Regions from separate parts of the Homo sapiens genome. Here region 2 is linked to region 1. A link is a loop called in an ENCODE intact Hi-C map of the cell type or tissue named here. Cell type or tissue: K562. All regions are shown on one strand. Each heading gives the region's core, and the rest is flanking DNA. Links, peaks and the distances in the headings are about the cores only.

Region 1 (8,000 bases), core at 1-8,000:
CCGGGTTCAGGGCAGTGCATTCAGGGACTTCAGACCCTGCCACTTCCTCTTCCTGGGGCACTGACTCTGTTGCTGGCTGCAGCTGCCTCCTAACCTCCTTGCCCGGACTCACCCCTGGTGAGCAACACACAGCAGTCAGATGAGCGGTGCCCGCCCATTGGAAGTGCCATTCTGTAGCGAGATTCCACTGAGGGTGGCCATACAGTTGGATGTGGGTGCTGGAGGGGGAAAGAGGGCCAGGGAGGGTTCCCTGGGCAGCAGGGGACCGGCCTTGGAGGCATGCTGGCCTTCCTTAGGCAGCCCTAGCTCTTGTATTCCACCTGGCAACAAGAGCTCCGGCTCATCCTGCAGGTGGAGAGTTCTCAGGCCTTCACCTGGCAGGCCCAGCTCCGGCATCGCTGGGACGAAGAGAAGCGACACTGCTTTGCCAACATCTGCGATGCCCAAATCCAGTATTCCTATGAGTATCTGGGCAACACGCCGCGGCTGGTCATCACCCCACTCACTGACAGGTGAGGCCCGTCCCTGAGTAACTCACATGTGCTCTTGGTGGGTCCCTTCCGCATGATTCTTGGAACTGTCCGACTTGGAGGTCAGCTGTGGAGGCTGGAAGGACTGGGCATTTGCGTCAGGTGGACCTGTGTTCACATTCAGTTCTACCACTGTGTCCTTGTTCTAGCACCGGCTGTGTGGCCTTGGGAGAGTTCCTGCACCCCTCTGTGGGCCTGCTGAGTTGGGGTCATGTTTTATGGACCCTCATGAGCAGACTCTGGTTGTCGTAGCAGTGCCCACCTCCCTGAATGCCACAGGTGGGAAAGGCACCTGGGCTGCCTCTGCTCCACGGTTGTGGTTCCTCCTTCACACCTGAAGGTTTTCTGCCCTCTCCCATGTGTCTCCTGGGGCTCATGCCTGTAATCCCAGCACTTTGGGAGGCCGAGGTGGGTGGATCACCTGACGTCAGGAGTTCGAGACCAGCCTGGCCAACATAGCAAAACCTCATCTCTACTGAAAATACAAAAATTAGCCGGGCATGGTGGCGGGCGCCTATAGTCCCAGCTACTTGGGAGGCTGAGGCATGAGAATCATTTGAACCCAGGAGGCAGAGGTTGCAGTGAGCCAAGATTGTACCACTGCACTCCAGCCTGGGTGACAGAGTGAGACTCTGTCTCAAAAAAATAAAAGCAGGGAGGCCATGGGGTCGCTGGCACACACGCTTACCTGTGGTCACTTGCAGGTGCTATATCACCCTGACCCAGTCCCTCCATCTCATCATGGGTGGAGCCCCTGCCGGCCCCGCTGGGACCGGCAAGACTGAGACGACCAAGGACCTGGGCAGAGCCCTGGGCACCATGGTCTACGTCTTCAACTGCTCCGAGCAGATGGACTACAAGGTACGCGGCCGGGGTCCGGAGGAGGGACCCAGAGTCTTCTTTTATAGAAGCAGATCCTAGCACCCTGTCCTCCGAGGCCCCACAGTAAACTCCAGATCTCTGGATACCTGTGAATGGCACTGGAGAGGAGGTGCCAGGGCCCCCACTTGCTGGTAGCATCCCCCTCAGGTGGTCCCTCTGGAAAGACTTCCAGGGTGGACAGACGCAGCCCCAAATGTCCTGCCCCAGCCCCTGCCCTGGAGGTGACCCTCTCTCAATTTCAGTTGTTAAGATTGCCCCGAACTGGGGACTCCGCACAGGGGTGAGCACCTCCCTCATGGTTCAGCATGGGGTGGGGTACAAGCAGTGTCCAGGTGGGTTTGGGAGGGGAGCAGGGGATTGGCCCGGTCCCATCAGTCATTAGAGCCTGCACAGGACATCGTCGGCTCACAGGAGGCCAGGGAGGGGAAGGGGATACCTCGGAGCTCCAGGCTGCAGCAGCCTCTTGCAAGACGGGAAGGCAAGGGGGATGGAACCCTGAGTTTTGGACCCTAGGCCTGCAGAGGGTCTCCCCTCCCCAGCTTGGATCTGAGCCCCACAATCTGGGGGCCCCCTCCTGAGGCTGAGGATGGGACCAGCAGCCCATGTTCACTGTCAGGGCCACGCAGTCCACATCCGCCTCCTGGATTTTAGAAAAGTGAAATCTGAAGTTGGATCTCCCTGGAAGGGACTTAACATCCACCTGGAATCCCAGGTGTAGATGGGACGAGTCCTTCTGATTGGCCCAGGTGGGGCCTAGAGAGACACAGATGTCTTGAGGGAAAGCCTCCGGCCTGCTAGACGTGCCCCCATCCCGCCTTAGAGGACTCCCTCTCCTCTCCACGCAAGAAAGAAAAGGGCTGAGAAAACATGCAAGGTTTAGAACTTAAATGTGCTTGTCTGAGCCCCTTATTAGGGACTCCAGGAAGTCCCCATCCTGGGGTCTGGGAGGCAAGGGTGAAAGGATGGCTCTTCCTCGTGTCCAGCCCTCCACGGTGTTACCCTGGGCAGTAAGCTGACCTGCCTGCTGGCCTGCGGAAGGCTCCAATGCACCGGGGCCTGAGCAAGCTTTGGGAAGAGAAAACACAGCCGAAGAGGCAGGGGGAGGCCCCTGCAGCGCCCGCCCTCCCTGTCACCCTCCCAGCTCTTCCTTTCTCCATCTCGCCCTTTCCAGTCCTGTGGAAATATCTACAAGGGCCTGGCCCAGACGGGAGCCTGGGGCTGCTTTGACGAGTTTAATCGCATCTCAGTGGAAGTCTTGTCTGTGATTGCCGTGCAGGTAAAGTCCCCTGCCTGCGGCCTCGGGGTCACGTCGGGTGACTGGCTCGTCAGCTTTCCTGTGACCTCACACGCCAGATAGACCCTCCTTGCCTCTCTGCAACGTTCCAAGCACCGAAGGGTGGTGTGGTGCCATTGAGCTCTTGCCCTCCAGGGTCCCAAAGCCTGGTTAGGCAAACACATTGAAAACAGAATCAGATTACAGGTTACATGTATGGTAGCAAACGTGTAACAAAATACAGGTGGGAGAATAATTAATTTTGCTTAGGAAAGAAAGACAAAGTGCTTTGTTATTGGTATCAGCGGAGCTGGGCATAGGAGGTGCTGAAAGGGAATGGCAGGAAAGAAAGAAAGGAGGGGGAGAGGGAGGAAGAGGAGGAGGGAGGAAATGCGCCCGTGTGTTTTGGGAACAACCATGCCGGGGCACAGAGCGTGCAGCGGAGTGGCTGGGGCGACCTGGGTGCAGGGACTTCGGATTGGGGAGCAGCCTGGGCCAGCGCCCCACCCCCACTGATGCTTGTTAAAATCTCCAGCGTGGGCCCCACTTGTTAGGAGGAGCATTTCTGCATTTTAAACAAATGCCTCAGGTGATCCTGACGCATGCTGGGGGTTGAGAAGCACTGGGCTGTCTAAGGTAAGTGGAGGCCGACCTAGCGGCCTGGGACAATTGTGCTCTTCCAAAAGGAAATGCAAGTCAGGGCGTTGGCGGTGTCAAGGTCCTCCCACCACAGGATAGACCAGGAGCATGTGGGGTGTGGACGTGCAAATGCCTCCTGGGCTGCTTAAGCCCCACAACCTGGGTGGAGAGCCTGCTTTATTTATTTATTTATTTATTTATTTATTTATTTATTTATGTTTTGTTTTTTTGAGACGGAGTTTTACTCTTGTTGCCCAGGCTGGAGTGCAATGGCACAGTCTCGGTTCACTGAACCTCCGCCTCCCGGGTTTAAGCAATTCTCCTGCCTCAGCCTCCCGAGTAGCTGGGATTGCAGGCGTGCACCACCACGCCCGGCTAATTTTGTATTTTTAGTAGAGATGGGGTTTCTCCGTGTTGGTCAGGTTGGTCTTGAACTCCTGACCTCAGGTGATCCACCCACCTCGGCCTCCCAAACTGCTGGGATTACAGGCGTGAGCCGTTGTGCCCGGCTGAGAGCCTGCTTTATACACCAACTTAACCCCTGACTCTCGGCTTGGCAGTGATGTGGACTCCCTCTGCCTCCACCTTCTAACCTGTAAGGCGGTGTTGGTGACACAGGTCTGCCAGCAGGATTAGAGGTGCCTGGGGTGGCTGCTTCCTCCTCTCCTTATGCTCCCTCTGCCTCAGTCATTCCCCAGCCCCAGGGCTGGAGGCCCCATGACCAAGAGAATGGGGACCCCAAACCATGGGCAGTGCTGGCTGTTACCGTGGGGACCCTCTCCCTTGCCCCCAGCACAGGAGCAGAGCTGCTGAGCACCTCCGACGTCCATGAACAAACCCCAGAATATTTATATAGCCCCTACTCTGGGCACTGAATGTTCACGGGCTCCAATGGAGACCACAGGAGAGGCTTGGCCTAGCTGGAAGCGGTGCTGTTCCGAAAGGCCCCAGTCCTGCCAGGGGACAAGCTGCACGCTCAGCAGACTGGGCATGGGGGTGTCTGGGATCACCAGGGCACCAGGACTTGGCTGTCCTGGGGAAGACAGGGAAAGGCAGGTGCTGGGAGCAGCTTTACCGCGAGTATTGGGCCCCCTCAAGTGGTGACTTGGAGAGACACAGCTGTCTTCTGCAGGTTTCCAGAGGAGACCTCAAGCAGGCAACGGCCCCTGATGCTCTAGGTTTAACCTCGTAGCTGACAGTTGGCCTTCAAGACTGTCTGATACGGAGGTGGCCGCTAACCAGTCCTCTGACAGGTCATTGCCAGAGTAGTAACAGGACAGAAAAGGGCTGGGAGTGGAACCCAACTCAGCAGGGACAAGGTGTTGAAATACTTACTGGTTCCTGCAACAGCCTGGGTGCATCTCCAGAGAATTCTGCTGAGTGATAAAAGTCCATCTGGGGGCCGGGCGTGGTGGCTCACGCCTGTAATCCCAGTACTTTGGGAGGCCGAGGCGGGCGGATCACGAGGTCAGGAGATCGAGACCATCCTTGCTAGCATGGTGAAACCCTGTCTCTACTAAAAAATACAAAAAATTAGCCGGGCGTGGTGGCGGGCGCCTGTAGTCCCAGCTACTCGGGAGGCTGAGGCAGGAGAATGGGGCGAACCCAGGAGGTGGAGGTTGTAGTGAGCCGAGACCACACCACTGCACTCCAGCCTGGGCAACAGAGTGACACTCAGTCTTAAAAAAAAAAAAAAAAAAAAAAAGTCCATCTGGGAAGATCGTGTATGATACAATTCCACTTATATAACATCCATGAAATGACCAAATCACAGAAAAAAAGGACATGGTTGCCAGGGGTCAAACGGAGGGAAGGGGGCAAGAGGGAAGGGGTGTGGCTATAAGAGGGCTGTCACCCCATGGTGACAGCAATGCTGGCCTCAGTGTCGCGCCCACCCTCCCCCCGCCCACCACCCCCGCTGTGACTGGTACTGTTATTAGGCAAGATGTTCCCATCAGGCTACATGGGGCAGAGAGTACACAGAATTGCCTTTGTATTTTTTTTTCTTCCCCCCAATCACTGTCTTTTGTATTTTTTATTGAGACAGGGTCTTGCTATGTTGCCTAGGCTGGGCTCAAATCATCCTCCAGCCTCAGCCTCCCAAAGTGCTGGGATTACAGGTGTGAGCCACTGTGCCTGGCCCTCTGTATTATTTCCTACATGGCATGCAAATCTACAACTTTCTCAAAAATAAAAGGCTTAATTTAAAAAATAAACTAGGAGGTTTGAATTTGCAGGCGCAAATTCGCAGCCTCATGCTTTAACATATGTGAAGGCCTCTCTGGTGTGTGGAAGCTGGCCATTTCCATGCTAACATGTCTGTGTCACCAACCGTGCAGGTAAAATGTGTCCAGGATGCAATTCGGGCCAAGAAAAAAGCATTCAATTTCCTGGGAGAGATCATAGGCCTCATTCCCACCGTCGGTATCTTCATCACCATGAACCCTGGGTACGCCGGACGCGCGGAGCTGCCTGAGAACCTAAAAGCCTTATTCAGGTACGTGGCCCAGGTGAAAGTGAGTGGCTGCAGTGAGCCAGGCCGGCCACAGCAACGTCCCAGTGCCAAGGAGTGGGCAGAGGGGAGGGGCAGAGGGCAAGCTGGGGAGGGAAGAAGTCATCAAAAGCTCCCAAGATGGCCGGGCACAGTAACTCACTTCTGTAATGTCAGCACTTTGGGCGGCTGAGGAGGGTGGATCACCTGAGGTCAGGAGTTCAAGACCAGCCCGGTCAAGATGGTGAAACCCCGTCCCTACTAAAAATACAAAAATTAGCTCGGTGTGGTGGTGCATGCCTGTAATCACAGCTACTCAGGAGGCTGAGGCAGGAGAATCGCTTGAACCTGGGAGGCGGAGGTTGCAGTGAGCCGGGATGGCACCATTGCACTCCAGCCTGGGCAACAAGAACAAAACTCTGTCTCAAAAAAAAAAAAAAAAACACTCCCAGGATGAGGCAGGCGAGGGCCTCCTTAGAAAGCACTCTGTCTTCCCCTGGGTGGGAGGACCGCACCTGGGACACAGTGATGGAAAGCAGGGTTGGGGGGTTGGGGTGGCTCTCAGAGGAGGGGCCCTGAAGGTGCACCCAGTGGATGATGTGGGAGGAGGAGGGAAGTAGGGAGCAGGCGGGCTGGGAGCCCGGCTCCAGGACCGAAGGTTCAACACTCTGCTGTGGTCTACCTGGCAGTCGAGGTGTGCTCTCCTAGGTGAAGAGGGACAGGCAGGGGTGTAGGTTGGGGAGGGAGTGGGCAGAAGCCCACAGGCACCGCTGACCTCCCCAGGCCCTGTGCCATGGTCGTCCCCGACTTCGAACTGATATGTGAGATCATGCTCATGGCCGAGGGCTTTCTGGAAGCCCGCCTTCTGGCCAGGAAGTTCATCACCCTGTACACCTTGTGCAAGGAGCTGCTCTCGAAGCAGGTGTGTGTGTCCTGGAGCTCACGGCGGGTGTGGGTGGGAGTTTGAGATGCGGGCAGCAGCCAGGGTTGGCTTCCAGACCTGCCTGCTGGCCACAGGAAGGTGAGCTCACGTCTGCCCACCTGTGCCCACTGCCCGCAGGATCATTACGACTGGGGCCTGAGAGCCATCAAGTCTGTGCTGGTGGTGGCCGGCTCCCTGAAGAGGGGCGACCCCAGCCGGGCAGAGGACCAGGTGCTCATGCGGGCGCTGAGAGACTTCAACATCCCCAAGATTGTGACAGACGACCTGCCCGTATTCATGGGACTGATCGGGGACCTCTTCCCGGCTCTGGACGTGCCTCGGAAACGGGACCTGAATTTTGAAAAGGTCGGGACTCCTGGGTCTCAGGTCTGTCCGGAGAAGCCTGCCTGGCTGGGGCTTCCTTCCCACTGATGTTGGACGGGTGGAGACCCGTGTCACACACGCACGTTTCCCGATGCTACAAAGAGACCTCTGAGCCACAGCTGCCTCCGTGGCCCTGGCCAGCCCCACCCTGTCAGTGCTGGGGGAGGTCACTCTCTCAACTGAGGCTGGGGGGGCTTCAGGCAAACCGACCCCCTGCATGAGGTCGCGGTGGAGCTATGTCAACTCTCGGCATTGACAGCAGAACTTGCAGACGCACGTGCATCGGAGGGCAAGGGCGCCTTTATCATCTCCCCCACGGGGCAGGAAGCCCCCCAGCCTCCCAGCGAGAAGAAAGAAAAGCTGCTTCAGTTCCTCACCCAGCCTCATCCATGTCTCCCCAGATCATCAAGCAGAGCATCGTGGAGCTCAAGCTGCAGGCGGAGGACAGCTTCGTGCTGAAGGTGGTGCAGCTGGAGGAGCTGCTGCAGGTCCGCCACTCCGTGTTCATCGTCGGGAATGCGGGCAGCGGCAAATCTCAGGTGTGTCACCCGCTCCAGGGACCTTGCAGGGATCCGGCATGGTGGGGGAGGGCTGGGGCGAAGGGTCGGCCCTCCATCACTCCCCGCCACCCCGGAGACCCCAACCCAGTACATCCTGGGAGCCCTCCGGCCTGAGTCATGGGCCAGGGAGGAAGCTGGGGGCCGAGGAGGAGGGGAGGAGCTGCCACAGCCCCTGATCCCTGATCCCTGGGTGAGGCCTCCCTCCCTGTTCCTCCTTGTCTTCCTGCTCTTCTCTCCTTGACGTCAGTCACTTGTCTCCCTGTCCCTGTGGCCGGCCCAACCCATCGCCCTCCTGTCACCTGCCATGGCCTAGGGAGTG
Region 2 (15,473 bases), core at 3,557-11,556, 350 kb before region 1:
AGACGGGGTTTCGCCATGTTGGCCAGGCTGGTCTCGAACTCCTGACCTCAAGTGATCCGCCCACCTCAGCCTCCCAAAGTGCTAGGATTACAGGCATGAGCCATCGCACCTGGCCTGAGGGATGAGTTTTTAAATGACTTCCATAGCTGTCATTAGGTTCTGTCAGCCACTGGAACACACTGCTTTGTTCTTTTCCTCCTGCTTGTAAAACGCCAAGGCTATTGCCAATGTAGTATCTTCAGCAAAGGAAGGAGGCAGCTGAGTCAGGAGCCGGAAGTACAGAAAGAAGCCACAGCTCATCATGCCTGATGAAGGGAATTCAGAGCAGATTCCTAATTTTCAAAAATTCCATGCTTTGGCTCTTCATAATGGAAAAATGCAGAATTATAAGTTTAAACTCAAATGGGAGAAGCACCTGTGAATTAATATTTTGTGAAAAACAAAACAGGAAACAATATAATCTACATACTGCATGACGTTTTATGTGTGAAGATGCACATAGAAGAGAATATTGGCCGGGCGCAGTGGCTCACACCTGTAATCCCAGCACTTTGGGAAGTCAAGGTGGGAGGATCACTTAAGCTCAGTTCAAGACCAGCCTGGGCAACATGGTGAAACATCGTCTCTATCCTTTTTTTAGAATAAAATTTAATTTAAAAGAATATTGGGGCCAGGCGTGGTGGCTCATGCCTATAATCCTAACACTTTGGGAGGCCAAAGTGGGGGTATTGCTTGAGCGCAGAAGTTTAAGACCAGCCTGAGTAACATAGCAAGACCCTGTTTCTACAAAAAAAAATATAAAAAATTAGCAGGGTGTAGTGGTTCACACCTATAGTCCCAGCTATTCAGGAGACTGAGACGGGAGGATCGCTTGAGCTTGGGAGGTCAAGGCTGCAGTGAGCTATGATCATACCATTGCACTCTGGCCTGAGCGACAGAGCAAGACTGTCTCAAAATCAATAGTGGAATATTGGAAGGAAATACATCAAAATATTAGCTGTGGGTAATGAAAGTAGGGAATTTTTTTCTTTTCTTTTTTTTTTTTAGACTGAGTCTCGCTCTGTCGCCCAGGCCCAGGCTGGAGTGCAGTGGCACCAACTCGGCTCACTGCAACCTCCGCCTCCCGGGTTCACGCCATTCTCCTACCTCAGCCTCCTGAGTAGCTGGGACTACAGGTGCCCGCCAGCACGCCTGGCTAATTTTTTGTATTTTTAGTAGAGACGGGGGTTTCACCGTGTTAGCCAGGATGGTCTCGATCTCCTGACCTTGTGATCCACCTGCCGCGGCCTCCCAAAGTGCTGGGATTACAGGCATGAGCCACCGCCCCTGGCCAGGAAGTTTTTTCTTTGTTTCCAATGTTTAAGTTTCTGTCAGTGAACATGCATTATGGCTTTCTTTTTTTTTCCACTTTTTATTTTTTTGAGACGGAGTCTTGCTGTGTCACCCAGGCTGGAGTTCAGTGGCGCGATCTCGGCTCACTGCAACTTCCGCCTCTGGGGTGCAAGAGCGATTCTCCTGCCTCAGCCTCCCAAGTAGCTGGGATTACAGGCGTGTGACACCACACCCGGCTAATTTTTTGTATTTTAGTAGAGAGGGGGTTTCATCACGTTGGCCAGGCTGGTCTTGAACTCCTGGCCTCAAGAGATCCACCCGCCTCAGCCTCCCAAAGTGCTGGGATTACAGGAGTGAGCCACCGTGCCTGGCCACCCACTGTGTTTTAACTCAGAATAGACAGTGCACAGGATTGTTGCAACGAAATCCCAGCGCCCCTGCGCCGGGTGGAGGAGCTGGGCAGGAGGAGGACTTTTCCCTCTCCCTGAGCTCGGTGATCCCCGTCTCTCCGCAGGAAAGGCCGAGGGGGACGGCAAGATGCACATCACCCTCTGTGACTTCATCGTGCCCTGGGACACCCTGAGCACCACCCAGAAGAAGAGCCTGAACCACAGGTACCAGATGGGCTGCGAGTGCAAGGTAAGCAGGTCCTGCCTCTGCTGGAGCATCGCCTCCTCCCAGTGTCTCCAGATGGACGGCAGGGATTTTGATCCCTGGCTTTCCAGGACCCGTTAATCCCCGGCTCCTGATCTAAGACCAGGCTCTGGGAAGGTAGAGTCATCCCAAGAGTAAGGCTGTCTGGCTGGGGACAGAGCCTTTGACCCCTGGTCCCTGGAGAGCCCTGAGGCACATCTCTGACAGGGGATGTCTGGAGGCCGGGCGCTGCGGCTCACGCCTGTAATCCCGGCACTTTGGGAGGCCGAGATAGGTGGGTCACTTGAGGTCGGGAGTTGGAAATCAGCCTCACCAACATGGCGAAACCCTGTCTCTACAAAAATACAAAAATTAGCCAGGTGAGGTGGTGCACGCCTGTGATCCCAGCAACTTGGGAGGATGAGGCTTAAGAATTGCTTGAATGTGGGAGGTGGAGGTTGCAGTGAGTTGAGATCACACCACTGCACCCCAGCCTGGGTTGACAGAGTGAGACTCTGTCCCAAAAAAAAAAGAGGGAGATGTCTGGAAGGCTAGGAGATTTGAGAGTAAGAGCATGAATTCAGCTCTGTTACCTGTAGCTTCCAGAAAAAGGAGCTGTATGGGGAGAGAGAATATGGTCCCATGGAGAATTTTCTACAAATGTGCAAGTGCAAACGCCTGTGTGGCTTATGAGAAGGCACTGCAGGCCTTACGCTGTTTCCAACATTCCCGACATTTTCACACCTGGGTTGGTGTCTATGTGGGGTCTGTGTGTTGAGAATACCTGAACACCTGCTCCTCTTAAAATGAGCCCGGAGGTTGTGCCAGGCACAGCTGGAGCAGTGCAGCGCCTAGATGTGGCTGTGGAAGGTGAGATTACCGCCTCCAGGGCTCCCAGGCTGGCTCCTACCCTGTGGGCTCCTAGCACCCTATCCCCACCCTCCCTGCAGGAAGCATGGCTGAGTGCTGGGCACCTCCCACCCTGGGTCACTCCCAGTGAGTCTGGGACCAGGAGACTCTGGTGAGGCTGTGGGGATTGGCCTTCCCTGGGGAGCTGCCTGGGGCTGCCCTCCCTCCTGACGGCCCCCAGCCCCTTCTCCGCATGTTCAAAACAGGAATTCTGAACTCATAGTCTCCAGCCACACGTATGTTAAGCGAAACTCCTCTGTGCCCAGCATGAAATCAAAAGCAAGTTTTTCCTTTTTCTTTCCACGGTGGTGAAGGCGGTCATCCTCTTGTAGCCTAGGGTTCCTTGGCCAAATTGCTAGTTGCCGATGACCTCGGGGCTCGGCTTGCGAGCAACACTGGGCTGGAATCTGTCTCCAGGAAACCCAGGCCCTTTTATTGTTGCTGTGTCCCCCAGAGGGCAGGGCCAAGCTGAGGCCATTCTGTCATGCTCAGGAAGGTAGAAGATGGCCCAAAGGGAAGCACACCTGCAGTAGGAGGGGGGGCAGCGGTGGGCAGGGCACAGCTTCCCTGCAGGTTAGACCCCCTCGCAGGCCAGCTGCCTGCCCCTGCAGGAACCGTGGGTCTCGGGAGAGGCTGCCATCCCTGCACATGACAGGTAGGCACATTGCCGGGTTCTGGACATGCCCCCAGAGCAGCCTCTGCCCACCCCTTCCTGGGTCCCTGACTCCGTCCCCCTCCGTGTGCCCCTCCCCAGATCACGCGCTGCCCCATGATCCCGTGCTACATCTCCTCCCCGGACGAGTGCCTCTGGATGGACTGGGTCACAGAGAAGAACATCAACGGGCACCAGGCCAAGTTCTTCGCCTGCATCAAGAGAAGTGACGGCTCCTGTGCGTGGTACCGCGGCGCGGCGCCCCCCAAGCAGGAGTTTCTCGACATCGAGGACCCATAAGCAGGCCTCCAACGCCCCTGTGGCCAACTGCAAAAAAAGCCTCCAAGGGTTTCGACTGGTCCAGCTCTGACATCCCTTCCTGGAAACAGCATGAATAAAACACTCATCCCATGGGTCCAAATTAATATGATTCTGCTCCCCCCTTCTCCTTTTAGACATGGTTGTGGGTCTGGAGGGAGACGTGGGTCCAAGGTCCTCATCCCATCCTCCCTCTGCCAGGCACTATGTGTCTGGGGCTTCGATCCTTGGGTGCAGGCAGGGCTGGGACACGCGGCTTCCCTCCCAGTCCCTGCCTTGGCACCGTCACAGATGCCAAGCAGGCAGCACTTAGGGATCTCCCAGCTGGGTTAGGGCAGGGCCTGGAAATGTGCATTTTGCAGAAACTTTTGAGGGTCGTTGCAAGACTGTGTAGCAGGCCTACCAGGTCCCTTTCATCTTGAGAGGGACATGGCCCTTGTTTTCTGCAGCTTCCACGCCTCTGCACTCCCTGCCCCTGGCAAGTGCTCCCATCGCCCCGGTGCCCACCATGAGCTCCCAGCACCTGACTCCCCCCACATCCAAGGGCAGCCTGGAACCAGTGGCTAGTTCTTGAAGGAGCCCCATCAATCCTATTAATCCTCAGAATTCCAGTGGGAGCCTCCCTCTGAGCCTTGTAGAAATGGGAGCGAGAAACCCCAGCTGAGCTGCGTTCCAGCCTCAGCTGAGTCTTTTTGGTCTGCACCCACCCCCCCACCCCCCCCCCCCCGCCCACATGCTCCCCAGCTTGCAGGAGGAATCGGTGAGGTCCTGTCCTGAGGCTGCTGTCCGGGGCCGGTGGCTGCCCTCAAGGTCCCTTCCCTAGCTGCTGCGGTTGCCATTGCTTCTTGCCTGTTCTGGCATCAGGCACCTGGATTGAGTTGCACAGCTTTGCTTTATCCGGGCTTGTGTGCAGGGCCCGGCTGGGCTCCCCATCTGCACATCCTGAGGACAGAAAAAGCTGGGTCTTGCTGTGCCCTCCCAGGCTTAGTGTTCCCTCCCTCAAAGACTGACAGCCATCGTTCTGCACGGGGCTTTCTGCATGTGACGCCAGCTAAGCATAGTAAGAAGTCCAGCCTAGGAAGGGAAGGATTTTGGAGGTAGGTGGCTTTGGTGACACACTCACTTCTTTCTCAGCCTCCAGGACACTATGGCCTGTTTTAAGAGACATCTTATTTTTCTAAAGGTGAATTCTCAGATGATAGGTGAACCTGAGTTGCAGATATACCAACTTCTGCTTGTATTTCTTAAATGACAAAGATTACCTAGCTAAGAAACTTCCTAGGGAACTAGGGAACCTATGTGTTCCCTCAGTGTGGTTTCCTGAAGCCAGTGATATGGGGGTTAGGATAGGAAGAACTTTCTCGGTAATGATAAGGAGAATCTCTTGTTTCCTCCCACCTGTGTTGTAAAGATAAACTGACGATATACAGGCACATTATGTAAACATACACACGCAATGAAACCGAAGCTTGGCGGCCTGGGCGTGGTCTTGCAAAATGCTTCCAAAGCCACCTTAGCCTGTTCTATTCAGCGGCAACCCCAAAGCACCTGTTAAGACTCCTGACCCCCAAGTGGCATGCAGCCCCCATGCCCACCGGGACCTGGTCAGCACAGATCTTGATGACTTCCCTTTCTAGGGCAGACTGGGAGGGTATCCAGGAATCGGCCCCTGCCCCACGGGCGTTTTCATGCTGTACAGTGACCTAAAGTTGGTAAGATGTCATAATGGACCAGTCCATGTGATTTCAGTATATACAACTCCACCAGACCCCTCCAACCCATATAACACCCCACCCCTGTTCGCTTCCTGTATGGTGATATCATATGTAACATTTACTCCTGTTTCTGCTGATTGTTTTTTTAATGTTTTGGTTTGTTTTTGACATCAGCTGTAATCATTCCTGTGCTGTGTTTTTTATTACCCTTGGTAGGTATTAGACTTGCACTTTTTTAAAAAAAGGTTTCTGCATCGTGGAAGCATTTGACCCAGAGTGGAACGCGTGGCCTATGCAGGTGGATTCCTTCAGGTCTTTCCTTTGGTTCTTTGAGCATCTTTGCTTTCATTCGTCTCCCGTCTTTGGTTCTCCAGTTCAAATTATTGCAAAGTAAAGGATCTTTGAGTAGGTTCGGTCTGAAAGGTGTGGCCTTTATATTTGATCCACACACGTTGGTCTTTTAACCGTGCTGAGCAGAAAACAAAACAGGTTAAGAAGAGCCGGGTGGCAGCTGACAGAGGAAGCCGCTCAAATACCTTCACAATAAATAGTGGCAATATATATATAGTTTAAGAAGGCTCTCCATTTGGCATCGTTTAATTTATATGTTATGTTCTAAGCACAGCTCTCTTCTCCTATTTTCATCCTGCAAGCAACTCAAAATATTTAAAATAAAGTTTACATTGTAGTTATTTTCAAATCTTTGCTTGATAAGTATTAAGAAATATTGGACTTGCTGCCGTAATTTAAAGCTCTGTTGATTTTGTTTCCGTTTGGATTTTTGGGGGAGGGGAGCACTGTGTTTATGCTGGAATATGAAGTCTGAGACCTTCCGGTGCTGGGAACACACAAGAGTTGTTGAAAGTTGACAAGCAGACTGCGCATGTCTCTGATGCTTTGTATCATTCTTGAGCAATCGCTCGGTCCGTGGACAATAAACAGTATTATCAAAGAGAACGTGGGCTCTCTCCGTGTGGCTGTATCCGATGTTCAGAACGGCCACTTCCTAGCTCAAGAATGGGAATCAGCCTCTGCAAGGAGCCTCTCCTGTCCGGCGGGAGGGGGCGCCCTGTGTCCTCCAGAGAAACAAGGCCAGTGAGCTCTGAGTCAAATATGGGATGCAGACCAGGTGTGGTGGCTCACGCCTGTCATCCCAGCACTTTGGGAGGCCAAGGCGGGTGGATTGTTTGTGCCCAGGAGTTCGAGACTAGCCTGGCCAACTTCGCAAAACCCTGTCTCTGCAAAAAATAGGCGTGGTGGCATGTACCTGTGGTCCCAGCTATTCAAAAGGCTGAGATAGGAGGATTACTTGAACCTCGGAGGCAGAGGTTGCAGTGAGCTATAATTGCACCACTGCATTCCAGCCTGGGCAAGAGAGTGAGACCCTGTCTCAAAAAAAAAAAAAAAGAAAAAAGAAAAGAAAAGTGCGATGCAGTGGCAGAGACGGGGCAGCAGAGATGGGACAGGTAAAAGCAAATGTGGTTTCCTTAGGTGGATGAAGGGGCAGAAGTGTAGGAGAGGGTCCCCTTCATTCAACACATACCTCTGGCTTTTTATTATAGAGACACGCAGAGCCATGCACCCGTCTCACAGCTTCGACACTGAGGGCTTCATGGCCAGCTTTAGACCTACACTCAGTCTTCACCCACCATTCACGAAATTATTTGGAAGAAAAAATTCCAGGCATGAAGCAGTCTCATTTATAAATATTCCAGTACACATATGTTTAAAAAATAAAAACTACTTTTTTTTTTTTTCAGACGGAGTCTCGCTCTGTTACCCAGGCTGGAGTGCAATGGCATGATCTTGGCTCACTGCAACCTCTGCCTCCTGGGTTCAAGTGATTCTCTTGTCTCAACCTCCTGAGTAGCTGGGATTACAGGTGTCCGCCACAACGCCCAGCTAATTTTTGTATTTTTACAAAAATACAAAAAGAGACAGGGTTTCACCATGTTGGTCAGGCTGGTCTCGAACTCCTGACCTTGTGATCCGCCCGCCTGGGCCTCCCAAAGTGCTGGGATGACAGGCGTGAGCCACCGTGCCCAGCCAAAAAATAAAAACTACTTTTAAAACCTTTTTCCAGGCCAGGTACGGTGGCTCACCTATAGTCCTAGCACTTTGGGAGGCCAAGGTGGGCGGATTGCTTGAGCCCAGGAGTTCAAGACCAGCCTGGACAACATGGAGAAACCCCAACTCTACAAAAAATACAAAGATTAGCTGGGTGTGGTGGTGCATGCCTGTAGTCCCAGCTACTCGGGGGGCTGAGGTGGGAGGATCACTTGAGCCCAGGAGGTGGAGGTTGCAGTGAGCTGAGATCGCACCACTGCACTCCAATCTGGGTGACAGAGTGAGATCCTGTCTCAAACAACAACAACGACAAAATCCAAAATAGCTTTATCACATGTCAAAAACTTACTTAGAATTCATCAATGTCATCAAATATCCAGTCAGTGTTCTAACATCTCTGACTGTCTCATAGATGCTTTTGCGTGGTTTATGGGTTTGAATCAAGACCCAAATAAGATCCATCCATTGCAGTTGGTTGATCTAACTCCTAGGTCTCTCTCTCTCTCTCTTTTTTTAAATAACTATTGAAGCTCCCCCTTCTTTCTTTCTTTTCTTTTCTTTTTTTTTGTTTTTTTTTTTTTTTCAGACAGAGTCTCGCCTCATTGCCCAGTCTGGAGTGCAGCGGTGTGATCTCAGCTCAACGCAACCTCTGCCTCGAGAGTAGCTGAGATTACAGGTGGGCACCACCATGCCCGGCAAATTCTTGCATTTTTAGTAGAGGCGGGGTTTCACCGTGTTGGCTAGGCTGGTCTCACACCCCTGGCCTCAAGTGATCTGCCCACGTTGGCCTCCGGTAAGCCACAGTGCTTGGCCTCCCGGGTCTCTCTTATTCTCCAGGTTGTTTCTCCCTGCCCCCACCCTATCCTTGTGCTGAGAAAGATGTTCCCATCATAATTCAAACTTCAATCAAAAGTCTCATAATACTTCACCATATGAAATTTTTTTTAATTTAATTTTATTTTTTTTGAGACAGAGTCTTGATCTGTCGCCCAGGCTGGAGTGCAGTGGCGCGATCTCGGCTCACTGCAACCTCCACCTCCCGGGTTCACACCATTCTCCTGCCTCAGCCTCCCAAGTAGCTGGGACTACAGGCACCTGCCACCACGCCTGGCTAATTTTTTGTATGTTTAGTACAGACGAGGTTTCACCATGTTAGCCAGGATGGTCTCGATCTCCTGACCTTGTGATCCGCCCGCCTCGGCCTCCCAAAGTGCTGGGATTACAGGCCTGAGCCACTGCACCCAGCCATGGACATTCTTCAATGGTGTATTTGAACAGTTAGCTGCCCCCTGGCCCATGTGCACACTGTTGTGCAGAATCTGTTATTCCAGGGGCAGCCAGAAGAATCGTGTTTCCTACTGTGTGCAGTTACTGCCCAAAAAGCAAGAACAAACTTACGACATCTGAAGTTTGCTCCAATGTCACATTAAATGTGATCCACTTAATATCTACTGCAGAAATATTTGGATTATTTCTTCTGTATGTCCAAATATGTAGGGAAAATGGTTGAGTGGTATACTATAATAATAATATCAAAACTTTCCATTTCATACAAATGAACTTACTTGGCATTTGCAGCCCACATTTGGAGTTTTAGTAAGCAGCACGCCAGGTGATTTATACCCTTTTCATATATTTATGCATTTAAGTCAAACTTAAAGTCATTATGGAAAATTTAAAACATATACAAAAATGCAGAGAATGGTATGACCAACTCCATGTGTCTATGATCTGTTTTCAACAATTATCCATGTTTTGCTGATCTTTGAAAACGATTTAAGATTAGTTTGTAGGCCGGGCGCCATGGCTTACACCTGTAATCCCAGCACTTTGGGAGGGCAAGGCGGGAGGATCACCTGAGTTCAGGAGTTCGAGACCAGCCTGGCCAAAATGGCGAAATCCCGTGTCTACTAAAAATACAAAAATTAGGCCTGGCACGGTGGCTCACACCTGTAATCCCAGCACTTTGGGAGGCCGAGGCAGGCAGATCACCTGAGGTCAGGCGTTCAAAACCACCCTGGCCAAGGTGGTGAAACCCCGTCTCTACTAAAAATACAAAAATTAGCCAGGTACAGTGGTGGGCGCCTGTAATCCCAGGTACTCGGGAGGCTGATACAGAATCGCTTGAACCCGGGAGGCGGAGGTTGCAGTGAGCCGAGATCATGCCATTGCGCTCCAGCCTGGGCGACAGAGCGAGACTCCATCTCAAAAGCAAAACAAAACAAAACAAAAAAATTAACTGGGCATGCTGGTGCACGCCTGTAGTCCCAGCTACTCAGGAGGCTGAGGCAGGAGAATTGCTTGAACCCAGGCAGCAGAGATTGCGGTGAGCTGAGATCGCACCACTGCACTCCAGCCTGGGCAACAGAGCAAGACTCTGTCTCAAAAAAAAAAGAAAAAGAAAAAATCAGTTTGTAGACTCACATATGGGGTAACGACATTGTTAGGGACACAACTAGACACCATTATTTCCTCTCAGTCTTGTTTACCCTGTGGAAGAAAAATGCATGGGGACAGGTGAGGTCAGCCTCAACCCATCAACAGAGATGTGTGCACCCATGATGGAAAAGCAGCAAGAGACCCTGCAAGATCCAATCTGAAGGGACATGGAGCCTGGTGGTGGAGCTGGGGAGCCACCAGGACTGGTTAAAGAACTTTGGAGCTGGCCGGGTGCGGTGACTCCTGCCTGTAATCCCAGCCACTTGGGAGGCCGAGCCAGAAGAATCACTTGAACCCCAGAGGTGGAGGTTGCAATGAGCCAAGATGGAGCCACTGTATTCCAGCCTGGGTGGCAGAGCGAGACTCGATCTCAAAAAAATAAATAAATAAAAATAAAATACTTTGGAGCTGATGGAAGAACTTGAGCCTAGTTATAGGACACACAGTAGCAGTATCTTTTCCCTCCTAATTTTTAATGGATATTTTTACCTGATCTAACTTTAAAAAATAATTAAATCCAAACAGTGGAATTACAATATTTTACTAGCATCAATTTTATGATAGGCAATTTGCTGTGACTATAGATTTTTTTTCTTTTTTTTTTTTTTGAGACAGTCTCGCTCTGTCACCCAGGCTGGAGTGCAGTGGCACAATCTTGGCTTACTGCAATCTCCACTCTGGGGTTCAAGCGATTCTCATGCCACAGCCTCCCGAGTAGCTGGGACTACAGGCACCTGCCACCACACCCAGCTAAGTTTTGTATTTTTAGTAGACACGGGGTTTCACCATGTTGGCCAGGATGATCTCGATCTCTTGACCTCATGATCTGCCCTCTCAGCCTCCCAAAGTGCTGGGATTACAGGCATGAGCCACCGCTCCTGGCCACCTTCTAACCATTTTTAAGTGTACAATTCAGTTAATTACACTTACAATGTTTTTATGGCCATCACCACTATTTCCAAAACTTTTTCACCACCACCCAGAAACTCTGTAACCATGATGCAATAACCCCCGTCCTCCTCCTCCTAGCCCCTGGTAACCTCTAGTCTACTTTCTGTCTCTATGGATTTTCCTATTCTAAATATTCTATCATCCTGCATGATTCCACCTATGTTATGTCCAGCTCACTTTGCACGTCTTCAAGGTCCATTGGTATTATAGCATGGATCCATGCTTCCTTCTTTTTCATGGCTAATATTCCATTGTGTGCATCTATTACATTTTGTTTATCCATTCATCCATCAGTAGACACTTGGGTTGCTTCCGCCTTTTGGCTATTGTGAAGAATGTGGCTATGAACATGGGTGTGCAAATATCTGTGTCCCTGCTTTTAATTGGCGTATATATACACACACACTTAGTATATGTATATAGATATCTATACACTATAGATATATGTAGATATATATCTACTATAGATATATAGAGCCATATATGTATATTCAACATTAACCTACATTAATACAACATTAATCTTTGAAGGAAAGGACATTAAGCTTGTTTCAAATTCAGCTTCTCTGATTCAGCATACATATATCTAAACTACTATATATTTATATATCTATATATACAGTATATATGTATATACACAATATTATGTATATTTGTATATATGTAGTATTATGTATAATTATTGCAATACAGTCCAGGCGCGGTGGCTCACGCCTGGAATCCCAGCACTTTGAGGGGCCAAGGAGGGTGGATCACCTGAGGTCAGGGGTTCAAGACCAGCCTGGCCAACATGGTGAAATCGCATCTCTACTAAAAATACAAAAAACTAGCCGGGCATGGTGGCGCGACACCTGTAATAGCTACTCGGGAGGCTGAGGCAGAAGAATCCCTTGAATCCGGGAGACAGAGGTTGCAGTGAGCTGAGATGGCACCACTGCACTCCAGACTGGGTGACAGAGCAAGACTCCGTCTCAAAAATAAATAAATAATAAAATTACAATATAATTATACATAATAGTACACAAAAAATTGTATTGCAATAATTAAGTCTGGAAGCATAATATATATATAGATAGTATCTATATCTACATACATAGTATATACGTATATCTATATGTATATACTATGTATATATACTGTGTATATACTATGTATATATACTGTGTATATACTATGTATATATACTGGGTATATACTATGTATATATACTATGTGTATATACTATGTGTATATACTATGTATATAGTGTAGACATATATACTATGTCTATACTGTATACATAGTGTATATATACAGTTTATATAGTATGTATAGATAGTATGTATAGTAGTCCTATGTTTCGCTTTTGGAGGAAGCACTGTCCTGTTTTCTGCAGTGACTGCACCATTTTACATGCCTACCAGCAGTGTCTGAGGGTTGGTCCGCTCTAAAGTTATTCTTCCTACACCTCCCAAAGTGGAATTCCAAAACCGCCTTGTTAGACCAGCCTGACAATTTACAATATTCATGGAAAGACACGTCCTAGTATGTTCAAAATTCCAAGGTTAAGATGCCTGGAAGTTATATTAAAAAAGTAAAACTGCTGTCTTTGCCGCATCTACTGTGAGAATGAAGACCGTTCCCAGCAACCAACCCATGGATATTCCAGAAAAGGTCAACATTACTCTAAAGGAACACACAGTTATTGGGAAGGGCCTGAGAGGAACCCTGAGGAAGGACTTTATTTATTTATTTATTTATTTATTTATTTTATTTTTTTGAGACAGGGTCTTGCCCTGTCGCCCAGGCTGGAGTGCAGTGGTGCGATCTTGGCTCACTGCAACCTCCGCCTCCTGGGTTCAAGCAATTTTCCTGCCTCAGCCTCCCTAGTAGCTGAGACTACAGGCATGTGCCACCACGCCTGGCTAATTTTTGTATTTTTAGTAGAGACATGGTTTCACCATGTTGGCCAGGCTGCTCTCAAACTCCTGGCCTCAAGTGATCCGCCTGCCTCTGCCTCCCAAAGTGTTGGGATTACAGGTGTGAGCCACTGCACACAGCCTTGAGGAGAGACTTCAATCACATCAATGTAGAACTCAGTCTCCTTGGAAAGGAAAAGAGGCTCCGGGTTGACAAACGGTGGGGAAACTGAAGGGAGCCGGCTGCCGTTGGGACTGTTCATAGTCGTGTACGGAGCATGGTCAAAGGGGTTGCCCTGGGTTCCATTACAAGATGACCTCTGTGGGTGCTCACTTCCCCAGAAACGTCGTTATCCAGGAGAACGGGACTCTCGTTGAAATCTGAAACATCTTGGGTGGAAAATCCATCTGCAGGGTTCGGATGAGGCCAGGTGTTGCTTATTCAGTATCTCAAGCCCAGAATGTCGAATTAATCTTTGAAGGAAGCGACATTGAGCTTGTTTCAGTCTTGTTCAAATTCAGCTGCTCTGATTCAGCAAGCAGCAATAGTTAAAAACAAGGATATCAGAAAATGTTGGGGTGCTGTCTACGTCTCCTAAAAAGGAACAGTTCCGCAGGCTGCTGAGGAGGTTCTAAGAGTTGTCCAGCTACAGAAACACGATGTTGGATGACTCCTCAGACCTAAGTATCTGTGATATTTAGATGATTCAATAAAAGACCTATAGATTTGGAAAAAAATAAAAACAAGTCACATTGAAAATCACAAAGCATAAGCCATCTACACCTTTTTTTTTTTTTTTTTTTTTGAGACAGAGTCTCGCTCTGTCACCAAGGCTGGAGTGCGGTGGCGCGATCTCGGCTCACTGCAACCTCCACCTCCCGGGTTCAAGCAATTCTCCTGCCTCAGCCTCCTGAGTAGATGGGACTACAGGCAAATGCCACCATGCCCAGCTAATTTTTGTATTCTAGTTGAGACAGGGTTTCACCATGTTAGTCAGGCTGGTCTTGAACTTCTGACCTCAAGGTGATCCGCCCGACTCGACCTCCCAAAGTGCTGGGATTAGAGGCATGAGCTACTGCACCCAGCCCATCTACACCTTTGCAGGGGATTCTGGAGAATTCCGTGTAGCAGGATGACCTATGGAGACAAACTTGCCTCTCACCCGAGGCACCACTCACCTGTCTGTAGCCTGCGTGCTTCATCTATAGTTGGGACCTCTTGCCTGTGGGGCACCTGGTCCACCCTTCCAGCCTCAGCCATCCCAATGGCCTCCTTTTCTTTCCTTTTTTTTTTTTTTTTTTTTTTTGAGATGGAGTCTCGCTCTGTCTCGCAGGCTGGAGTGCAGTGGCGCGATCTCAGCTCATTGCAACCTCCACGTGCCAGGTTCAGTGATTCTCCTCTTTATTTTCTTGAAGGTGCCAAGCTCGCTCCTGTCTCGGGCATTTTGTTCGTGCTGTTCTCTCATTCCAGAACCTCCTTCCCTTGCTCCTCTTACAGCCGGTCTCTCATCTTCCCACTTTCAACGGAGGTAGCACATCCTCGCAAGAGTTTCCTCCGATGCCCCAGGCCAAGGTATTCTCCATCACCTCATCCTGCTCTTGGCCTGGTCACCGTTGGTCATAAAAATTATGCAAAAGTGTTCATTTGTTCATGACCTGCGTGTTCTTAAGTCCTTTGTGGGGAGAGTCCAGGGTTGATTCACTCACCACCATGTGGAACAGAGTAAATAAGAAATATTCGCTGGATGAATCAATTTGTTTGGTGCCACAGGGCCACAGGAAGGGGTGCCAGCCCCAAGAGAACAGTGGAGGCTTTGTGCGGCAGAGGCCTGGATCCTTCTTCCCCAGGAGTTGGAGACTGGAGGCCTTTAGCAAGTGCTTCCTAGGGAAACTTCAGGTCCCTCTGGGCAGAAAGGAGCCCAGAAGGGTGGATATTTGGGGGAGATGGCTGGCACCAGAGATGGCTGGCACCAAGGGGGCTGGGACTGCAGGAGGCTGTGTGGGGCGGGGACTTGGAGGGAAGTGACAGAGCAAGGGAAAGGGCTGGCGAGTGTGAGCGTGAGAGTCGGTGGATTTTGAAAGTGTGTGAGTGTGGTGGGGTGTGTGAGTGTGTGTGAGGATGTGAGTAAGAGAGAATGTATGTGTGTGTGTGTTGGGGGAATCCCTGGGACCGAACTTATTGTAGAAAGGGTGGCATCCTGCCCAGCTGCATTTAGGGGAAGGACCTCTGCCAGCCTAGGGCACATCTGGCTGAGGTGACCCTTGAGCTTGAGAGCAGTACCAGGGGAGCGATGCAGGGAATCCGCAGACTAGAAGACCAGGGTGCACCTCCCCAAACAGCCGGCTGCCTGGAGTGGCTCTTCGGAGCCTGGGTAAACCCCTGGAGATCTGTCCTATTCAAAGGAGGCAGAGAGCCCCCAAAATGATTGAGGTGGGGAATTCCAACCACCGATGGGGTAGAGGTATTAAACTAATTTAGTTTACCAAAATGAAACAAGAGAAAAGGCCGGGAGGTGGGGTGCGGTGGCTCACGCCTGTAATCCTTGCACTCTGGGAGGC

What was found. A loop is a pair of places that touch in the nucleus more often than their neighbours do. Peaks named below come from ENCODE experiments on the same cell type or tissue, not always from the same donor. Only the 100,000 strongest peaks of a DNase experiment are listed, where the experiment ranks them.
Region 2: a loop joins it to region 1, with 16 times the contacts of the local background. A loop is called at or near these places in 9 of 110 quality-filtered maps.

The regions. Positions count from the first base shown.
Region 1 is chr17:78,493,696-78,501,695 of GRCh38, reverse strand. DNAH17 (dynein axonemal heavy chain 17) reads left to right here. Exons shown (of 81, transcript NM_173628.4): 35 at 352-512; 36 at 1,235-1,391; 37 at 2,584-2,688; 38 at 5,664-5,821; 39 at 6,599-6,737; 40 at 6,876-7,103; 41 at 7,523-7,660. DNAH17-AS1 (DNAH17 antisense RNA 1) reads right to left here. Exons shown (of 6, transcript NR_102401.1): 4 at 7,499-7,682; 5 at 4,660-4,840; 6 at 1-2,852. Among named protein-coding and RNA genes, the nearest start is that of DNAH17-AS1, 13 kb to the right of the region's middle. RefSeq lists enhancers at 3,209-3,757, 3,758-4,306, 7,447-8,000. In K562, for the core only: a CTCF peak has its summit at 4,428; a DNase peak (open chromatin) is centred at 4,415; H3K27me3 peaks cover 5,999 bases.
Region 2 is chr17:78,844,020-78,859,492 of GRCh38, reverse strand. TIMP2 (TIMP metallopeptidase inhibitor 2) reads left to right here. Exons shown (of 5, transcript NM_003255.5): 4 at 1,847-1,971; 5 at 3,629-6,516. The coding sequence ends at 3,826. It overlaps LOC124904067 (a long non-coding RNA gene), which reads right to left. Exons shown (of 2, transcript XR_007065923.1): 1 at 14,094-15,473; 2 at 12,701-13,633. It also overlaps the pseudogene RPL9P29. Among named protein-coding and RNA genes, the nearest start is that of USP36, 11 kb to the right of the region's middle. In K562, for the core only: a CTCF peak has its summit at 6,613 (motif pointing right); DNase peaks (open chromatin) are centred at 4,796, 5,232 and 6,612; H3K4me3 peaks cover 214 bases; H3K27me3 peaks cover 178 bases.